Linked DNA regions of Homo sapiens: region 1 is linked to region 2. A link is an interaction called in ENCODE POLR2A ChIA-PET data of the cell type or tissue named here. Cell type or tissue: GM12878. All regions are shown on one strand. Links, peaks and the distances in the headings refer to the core of each region. The heading gives the core; the rest is flanking DNA. Region 1 overlaps VOPP1 (VOPP1 WW domain binding protein). Region 2 overlaps VOPP1 (VOPP1 WW domain binding protein).

What was found. Peaks named below come from ENCODE experiments on the same cell type or tissue, not always from the same donor. Only the 100,000 strongest peaks of a DNase experiment are listed, where the experiment ranks them.
Region 1: POLR2A ChIA-PET joins it to region 2 with 8 read pairs; 10 of 35 experiments call an interaction of 5 or more read pairs at or near these places.

The regions. Positions count from the first base shown.
Region 1 is chr7:55,564,963-55,569,294 of GRCh38, reverse strand. The region is part of intron 1 of VOPP1 (VOPP1 WW domain binding protein); the gene reads left to right. Among named protein-coding and RNA genes, the nearest start is that of VOPP1, 5.4 kb to the left of the region's middle. RefSeq lists silencers at 125-419, 567-616. In GM12878, for the core only: a CTCF peak has its summit at 2,198; no DNase peak of the experiment used is centred there; H3K4me3 peaks cover 3,720 bases; H3K27ac peaks cover 3,818 bases.
Region 2 is chr7:55,514,990-55,519,375 of GRCh38, reverse strand. The region is part of intron 2 of VOPP1 (VOPP1 WW domain binding protein); the gene reads left to right. Among named protein-coding and RNA genes, the nearest start is that of VOPP1, 55 kb to the left of the region's middle. RefSeq lists enhancers at 1,417-1,666, 1,737-2,216, 2,237-2,306, 1,879-2,384, 3,396-3,555 and 2 more. In GM12878, for the core only: no CTCF peak of the experiment used is centred there; DNase peaks (open chromatin) are centred at 2,045 and 3,277; H3K4me3 peaks cover 1,606 bases; H3K27ac peaks cover 3,207 bases.

The DNA of each region.
Region 1 (4,332 bases), core at 1-4,000, 50 kb before region 2:
GGACAGTGGGCATCACCAGGACTCTCCTGAGAAACCCTGGTTGTGTTCCCCTCCTGAAGCCCAGGTAGGGCTTCAGGGAGGAACCGGCAGCAGCTGACAGCACCATCCCTCTCCTAGGGAGGCTTCTTGGAAGCTCATTACTGGACTGACCTTTCTTTTCTATTAACTCAGAGTTTCCTGTGAATTACATGCACAGCCAGTGAGGGCCCTGATTTTATCTCCCTCTCCCCTGTTGCTCTGTGCCAGCTGGTTATGATCCAGGGACCCAGGCCACGAATGTGGCAGATTCTAAGGGTGGCTAAGAGTAGGGAACCTCAGAGGCCTTTTTGGTTCATAAAATGCTAAGGTTCTATGCCTTTGTTCCGCCAGCTGGCTGAAGTGAGGTCCTGCAAACAATCCTTACAGGAAGAGTGAAAGTACTAAGCTGTCTCCTAGTAGCCCTGCTGAAGTTATTCTCAGTGGCCTTCACACAGTAACTCCTTAGAAACTAAAAGGAAAAAAAAAGGTTTTAAAACTGACTACACTTCAGTTGAATCCCGAGAGTAATGAGGCCCTAAGCATATGCACCTCCCTGGGGCTTTTTGTTGTGTGCATTGTTTTCTAGATATTGTCACTGCATTCTCTTTCTAGAGGTTTGGTTGGTTACACTTTTGAAATCTACTTAGTATTTGTTTGAAGGGCTCTGTTCTTACTGAAGTGAGCCCAGAAATGTATAGTATGCTATTTAGTGTAAAACTCACCAATACCAGTGCCTCTGCTTCCAAGGAGATAGACTTATTTTAGTTAAGGGACTACTCATTATCTTTCTGATCTTTCCCAGGAACCAAGAGCTGGAAACGCTTAAGCCACGTTGCTTTGTGCTTCAATGCTGTTGGGCAAAAGAACAGATCTTCTTGGACTAGAAAAAGGAACAGTTGTCAGGCTGGGTGCGGTGGCTCATGCCTGTAATCCCGGCACTTTGGGCGAGGCGGGTGGATCACGAGCTCAGGAGATCGAGACCATCCTGGCTAACACGGTGAAAGCCCATCTCTACTAAAAATACAAAAAATTAGCTGGGCGTGGTGGCGGGCGCCTGTAGTCCCAGCTACTCGGGAGGCTGAGCCTGGAGAATGGCGTGAACCCGGGAGGCGGAGCTTGCAGTGAGCGGAGATTGTGCCACTGCACTCCAGCCTGAGCAACAGAGTGAGACTGTCTCAAAAAAAAAAAAAAAAAAGGAATAGTTGTCTCTTAGAGAGGGTTGCAAAGTGGACATTATCTTTGAACTAGGGAAAAATAATAAGATCACTGAGTATTTTTCTGAAGTTCTGTGTATTTTGATGCCTGGGAGTCTGGAAATTAGAACTGAGTTATGTTTAAGAGTGTTTTTTGTCTCTTGCCAAATGTCTTTTGTGCCCTGGAATTCCAACAAATGTGGCAGTCCCTGGCTGCCAATTTCCTGAAATAAACCTTTCAGCCCACCCACTCTTAAGAGTTTTTAGAAACCAGGCAACATGCAATTTGAATGAAAAAGAATCCTGCAGGGAGTTTGCTGTCTCTGGAAACTCCACGGGAGGCCAGGTGGTCATGGGTGAGAAGTGGCAGCAATAAATGAACCGGCTGGCAAGAGCTCTGCTCTGAAGTGGGGAAAGCCTGGGTCCAGGTGTCTGAGGAGGCCTGTGGGCGTTGGGCCCAGACCTGGGGCTTTCCTTGGTTTTTGCTTTCTTTTACTTTGGGCACAGCTATAAAGGCTAACGGAGGGTAAATGACTTAGAAATACATGGCAAGGATAGGATTAGGCTAGTGCTCACTTGATTAGCTCTGCAGGGCAAGGACATTTCCTAGAACTCACTCTATCATGTCCTCTTGATGAAGCTTTTCAGATTTCACCTTCTCAGTGAGGTCTGTCTTGACCACCCTATTTAAAATTTCTTCTCAGTTCTTTCCCTAGTCTACCTTAACTCTGACCAATATCCTCCTTTTCCCATAACTATCTTTAAAATATGACAGAATTTACTTTCTACCATGTAAGCAATTTAGGGGCAAAGGTTTTGCTCTGATTTATTGATTGACATATCCTTAGTTGCTGGAACCATGCCTGGCACAGAGCAGGGACTCGATGGAGACTTGAATGAGTAAAGCCGTCAGTGGTAAGAGCCCTGTGGGCAGGAGCTGAGTAGATGGGCAGTGGGAAAAGAAGAGGCAGTTGATCAGGGGCTGGAGGGCAGCAGAGCACCTCTAGTGATGGAAACCCACTGTGCCTTAAGACAAAGTATCAACTTTTGGGGCAACTTCAGTTGTTAAAGTTTTCTGTAATATTGAGGGGAAATGACAGTATTTTCAGCCTGGTCCTAGGTCTGCACTCATGGGCTTTTCAGAAATATCACAATGACAGGCCCTCAGTCTTCTAACACAGCTGTGTGGTCCCATTTTGTGTGTGTGTTCTTTTCCAGGCCTCACCTTCTGTTGTTTCAAAACATGGTTTTAAATCATCTCACCATCCTCATAGCTGCAGTTTGAAAATTTTGGACTGGATGGTGATGAGGATGTCCTCAATATCTGAAAATAATTGGTCCTAGAAAAAGGCCACTTAGCCATTAATCCATGTGAATCAGGGATCAACATTTCCTAGTCAAAGTGGAAAAAAAGTTCGGTTGGGACTTTATTTTGGAAAAACAAATATCAAATTGTAAACATAAAAGTTAATTTCATCCTGAGTACTCATTTTATTTTATTTTAAATCTATTTATTTATTTAGAGATATGGTCTCCCTCTGTCGCCTAGGCTGGAGTGCAGTGGCATGATCTCGGCTCACTGCAACCTCTTCCTTTTGGGTTCAAGTGATTCTCCTGCCTCAGCCTCCTGAGTAGCTGGGATTACAGGTACACGCTACCACAGCCCAGCTAATTTTTGTATTTTTTTTTCTTTAGTAGAGACGGGGTTTCACCATATTGGTCAGGCTCTGAGTACTCATTTTAGAATGATGAGTCCATTTTGGGGGGACAGTGTAATTTTCCTGACAAAATTCTATAATGCACATAAGACAGTCTTCACTTGATGTTGGACTTCAGTGGCATGATCATAGTGAAAGTTTTTTCCCCAGAATTAGTTGCGCTGGTCTGGAAACTCCCACCACCCCCACCTCCAGCTTCTCTTTGTCCTTTTTATTCATATCATTCTCCTTTGGCCACCTTTTGGTTCATATTAAATGGCTTGACTGCTAGATCTTTTGTCACTTTCATTGGCTTCATGAGCTGCTGCACCTTTGTGAGGTCTGCAGGGCCTGTTTGCTGTCTGTGTGTGGTATTTGGGTTGCACTCTCCTGTGATCTTGGGATCGGAGATTGGTTTTGGATCTGCCAGTGTTAAGTGGGCTGGGGTGAATCCAGTGTTTCTTGTGGTTTGTGCTGAAACCTTTGGTTCCCCTCCAGGTCCTCCCCACTGGCACTTATTGAACAATAGGAAGCTCTGTTCTGTGGGTGTGGTCTGACTGGCAGCATCAAAACCTTTGGCCCTTGTCATTAAGCAGATAAAATTATACTAGTTTATACTAGTGCGTCCTCCCACCTCCACCCCTGCAGCCAGGAGATTCACCCTGAGTTTGCAGTGAGACCGAAATCTTTTTAACATGTGCTGCTGCTAATCCACCACACCTCACAATAGTTGTAGAGCTGTTTATTATTTTTTAAAAACCTAAATTGAGGACTTTACATTGTTTCCAATTTCACATTAATCATTCATCTCATCTACTTAAGCCTATCAACATATGTCTGAACACTATTTTTTAAAATCCAGTGTCCCATATTGTTTTGTACCATGGACCGATTTGATTATACTCCTGTTGGTTTTATCCAACTGATTAACAAACATGTTGAATAGAGCAGAGTCAATTACAGAGATTCTGGGTGGAGTTGGATGACTGAGATTTTGACTTGGAGAGTAAGGATATCCTTAATTTTAAAAAGTCAGAGTTTAATTTTAAATGCTGGTTTTGAAGTGTTTGATGATCTGTCCTTGGTGAAAAGAGATCCAACAAATGAGAGTCTAGAATGCGGGAGGAGGGTGTCTAAACGCGAAGGTGATCTGCATTCAGATACCGTAGAACAGTAGAGAAGAGGCCTTGCAGAAGGCCATCGGATTCGATAATTGGCAAACAGTGACCTTCCCTTGTCAGGGTTAAAGAATCAAATGGTCAATGAAGACAGGGAGGCAGTGACTAATACATATATATATAAAATTTCAGGAAGTACAGCTATATACTTCAAAACTGTCAACAAGAGAACAATGTCCTCAGACCAGAACAAAGAGATATTATCCGGTAAATTAGGTTTGAAATCGATCAATTGCTTGCTTCAAG
Region 2 (4,386 bases), core at 133-4,132:
CTTGTTCATTTGTTCTTTATCCATTCACTTGTTCCCTGCATATTTTGAAAGTGTTTTGCATTGCATTGAACTGGAGACAGGGGATACAAAAGACAAGCCCTGCTTTTGTCACTCAGTCCTGTGGCCCAGTTTCCTTTCGCGCTTTTCTCTTCCAATGGTGGGGAGAAGGATCCAGAGCTCCCTAGGTGCACTGTCCAGAAAAATGGAAAAGTGAAGTCACCATGAGAACACGAAGTTCAGCGTGAGAGTACCAGCAGGTAACAGTTATTGAGTACTTACTCCAGGCCCCGGCATTGTCCTGTGCCCTGTACGTAAATTAAGGTCTTCGGATCTCATGATGCCAGGAAACCCCAGCCCCACCCACTAGTCTTCTCTGTTCTGCCTCTGGTCTTTCTGTTTCTCCCCTCTGTTCCCAGTGTCCTCACCCGAATCCACATCTGTGAATGTCCCTCTGAACCATTGCCGAAACTTTCTAGCTAGTCTCCTTTCAGCCTCTTCTCCTGTCCAGTTCTCACGTCTTTGTAAATTTCCATGTCACTTTTTTGCTTAAAACCATCAGGAACAATGCCTTTTAACAGTAGACTTTCAAGAGAGCGTCTGGCTTTATCTTCCTTCTTTATTGTGAATCTCATGAGGGCAACAAGTTATAAATACTTGGCTTCCCAACAAGCGTAGGATAGTGCCTGGCACACAGCGGCCATCCTTGATGTTGAGTGGATGCATTTCCTTGCAGTTCCCACCATGCAGTCAGCAGCGCCAACCCATGTAGGGGACCTTTGATCATTCCCCAGTTCTCTCAGCCTCTTCTGACTCAGTTCCCTGTCCCCATAAAAGTTTGTTCCTCCCCTGCTGTTTTGGCTGTGAGAGAATGCTGACAACACCAGCAAACCACCACGCGGCGAGTGCTTCAGTATGGGGCCGTGGCCTGTGCATTCCATAACCCTGCTGCCTGGCCCAGTGTGTAGCACCTGATGTTTGCAATCATGTTCGTGCAGAGTTCACATATTTGCTCTGTTACTTTTTTATTTAATTGAGGTGAAATTCAAAGAACAGAATTAACCGTTTTAAAGTGACCCGTGCAGTAGCATGAAGCACTTTCCCTGCATGTGCGGTCCCCACCTCTGCCTAGCACCAGCCTTCCCATCCCTCCACTCTGTTGTTTACCAGCTCTGTGACATTGTCAGCTGCTTCCTCTGTAAGACGTGACTGCGAATTCTGACCTGCCAGGTTTGAGGCACAGGACTTGCACACGGCCAGTGCAGAAGTCCCATAAGAACATAACCTACCCAAGGCCAGCTCACCTCTCTGTTACATATGCTCATGAGATTAGTGCTATAGACTCAGTGTGCCACTTCCCTGCACATGCGAGGGACGACAGTGTCCTGACACAGCAGTGAACCCAGTGTGGTGCCAAGGAGAAAGTTGTTTTTTTGGGGCCAGCCAGCACACATGGGGTGGCTTGTCCAATACCCTCACCGGTCCAGATATTTAATACTCAAAAACTGTCTTCTCCAAAGCTGTCTTCTCCACTGTCCATCAAGTTGGGGTCATGAAGCATTTTTCTTAAAGGGGAATGAGTAGAAATTGCTTAGCTATATTCTACTCCATCCAGTCTTGCTCAAGGAGAGGTCTGCTGCAAGCAAGAGACGGCGGCTACACCCCTACTGGAAGTGCTTGACCTGCAGGAGGCACAGCTGCCCTAGAGTTAACCTTGAGGGGTACGTTATTTTTGATCTCTGAAGCCCACTGTGGTTTCTGCTGCCTTGGTGGAGAAGGCAGTGCAGGTACAGGAGACTCACATCCAGCCCAGCTCGCCCTGCTGCTGGGGGCCTCAGGCGGTGGGGATGCAGGAGAGGCTGGCGGGCTGCCATTGCACACTGCTGCCGGCCTGGCCTCTGGACACATGGCCAGTGTGCAGGGTGCTGTCCCGGGGATGGTGATGGCTGCACTTCATTCATTCCATCCACAGGTGTCTGTGGAGGGCCCACGACGTGTCAGTTGTGGTGCGTTGTGGTGTGCAGGACAGGGAAGGTACCTATGCCTCATGCAGCAGTGGTATAGTCATGTGAGAGTGACTAGTCATTTCTGAAGCATCTTCAACATCACATTAAAAAAAAACTTAAATTAGGCCGGGCACGGTTGCTCATGCTGGTAATCCCAGCACTCTGGGAGGCCGAGTCGGGCTGATCTCCTGAGCTCAGGAGTTCGAGACCACCCTGGGCAACATGGTGAAACCCCGTCTCTACTAAAATAAAAAAATATATATATATTAGCTGGACATGGTAGCACAAGCCTGTAGTCCCAGCTACTTGGGAGGCTGAGGCATGAGAATCGCTTGAGCCCCAGAGACAGAGGTTGCAGTGAGCCACACCACTGTACTCCAGCTTGGGCTACACAGTGAGACTCCGTCTCAAAAAAAAAAAAAAAAAAAAAAAAAAAAAAATATATATATATATATATATATATATATGTAATGGATCTCATCTAAAAAGTACATTTCTAGTATATTCTACATTTCATTTCACCTGGGTAAAGTGCTAAGATTCTCCAAAACAGATATTCCTTACAAATATGTTGACTCAAGGTGGTGTCCTATTTTGTTAGAGGTTGTTTTCTTTCCTTCCCCTGCAGAAAATATATTTCAAACAACACCTCTGTTTTGTGAGTGTAACTCACCATGCGGAATGCATTGAGGAGGGAACATCTAGGTTGCAAACTTGTTGTAGAGATTTTACTCCTATATTTGATAATCTGATTTCATTTTGTCTCACCGGAAATCCCAGGTGGCAGCCGCCTTCTCCCTACTCTGCCTGTCCCTGCATTTCATTTCAGCGTGCCAGTTAGTAAGCTAACAGAGACTGAGCTCTTTTAATGAAATGTAGGTTTTCTACTGTAGCTACCTAGACATACAAAATTACTCTCACCTCTTCTGATTTCTTTGTGCTAAATGATCTCTCTCTTTCTACCCTGTCCTGCTTCAAGGTTTATTTCATTTCCTTAATTTGATATTTTTCCATTATTGGTCTGGAAGACTGTGTATTACATGTATAAACAAGATATTCTTATTTTTGAAGAAAAAGACCCTTTGGGATCTGAACAGAAAAGCAACACATTCCTGTTCCCTCCAGTAATGTTTCTTTCCCCCTTCACTTCCCTTCACTACCTGCCTTTCCTGTTGCAAGCTGCCCTTCCAAGAGCTCTGATTAAAATGTGCCTTTCTGTGCTTTGGTTCAGGGCTTACTAGGTGTCTGCTCTTAGTAACATGTGATTTAAAAATAGCAAGTGGCTGTGTGGCCTCAGCAGCTCCCGCCCCTTGGCTTGCATTCTCTCCTCGAGTTGAGCTTCTGCTTGGGCCTCGCTTCCTCAGCTCCTTTGCCAGCACGGCCTGAAACAGGGGCCACCGTGTGAGCTTCCTGGAGCCCAGAGATGAGAAGATAAAGGTAGGAACTGACCGAGGAGCATGTCCTGCAGGATCCAAAGCAGCAAACAGCACACTTCCCTGTCAGTCCAGAAAGTGCTGCCGACTAAGGTGGCGTTTGTCAGAGAAGAGCCTAGACGCAGGTCCACATGCGGGAACTCAGTCCGATGTTCAGGTGTCTGCAGGGAGCATTGAATCCTCCTCATCAGGTGACAGGGAGCTCCTGTCTGTCACAGAGGCTGTGCCTGCTGCTCCTGTGGCACAGAGGGGAAGTGGAGTGGCATGGGAGGAGGTAGCTCCAGATGCTATTCAGCCTGCGGCTTCAGTTTTCTTAAAAAAGGTGTGGTCGTGGTGCCTGCTGCACTGGGTTGCTGTGCAGTATAAATACTACTGTGCATGTGAGATACAGAGTAAGGACTCAGTCACTATTTGGGATGCCTGTATTCTCCCTAATATTTGCAGTTTCCTTTGGCACATTTTAACACTGAGCTTGGAGAAGACCGGGGGTTCTGTGCCCAGAGGTGGCTGATGGGTCCGCTGATTTTACCTGGGGACCTCTGCTGCAGGGGACAAACTCACCTCGCTGCCAGTCATGCTCTTGGGGACGCTGTGGGAGGCAGCCTTTCCCAGCCCATCTTTGATATCTGCCAGAGGTTACCTGGGCCTTCCTCGGTGCCTGAATGGACACCACCACCTCTTTGTGGGTAGTGGGAGGCCTCTTGGGTCAGGAGCAGTGACTATAAGAAATGTCACCATCTCCATTGAGATTTCCAGCCCAGGTGCTCCTCAGCCCCCCAGAGGCCACCCAGCTTACAGCCACCACCCCTGAGAGGACTTGGGTGTGCGGAAGAGCAGAGAGAGGGCGGTGGCTTGGGAGGCAGCAGCAGGCTGGAGGTGACAGGGCGTGCCTGTATGCCAGGGTGTGGACAGAGACCTCGGGAGGCTCCTCCACAGCTGACAGAGGTGCA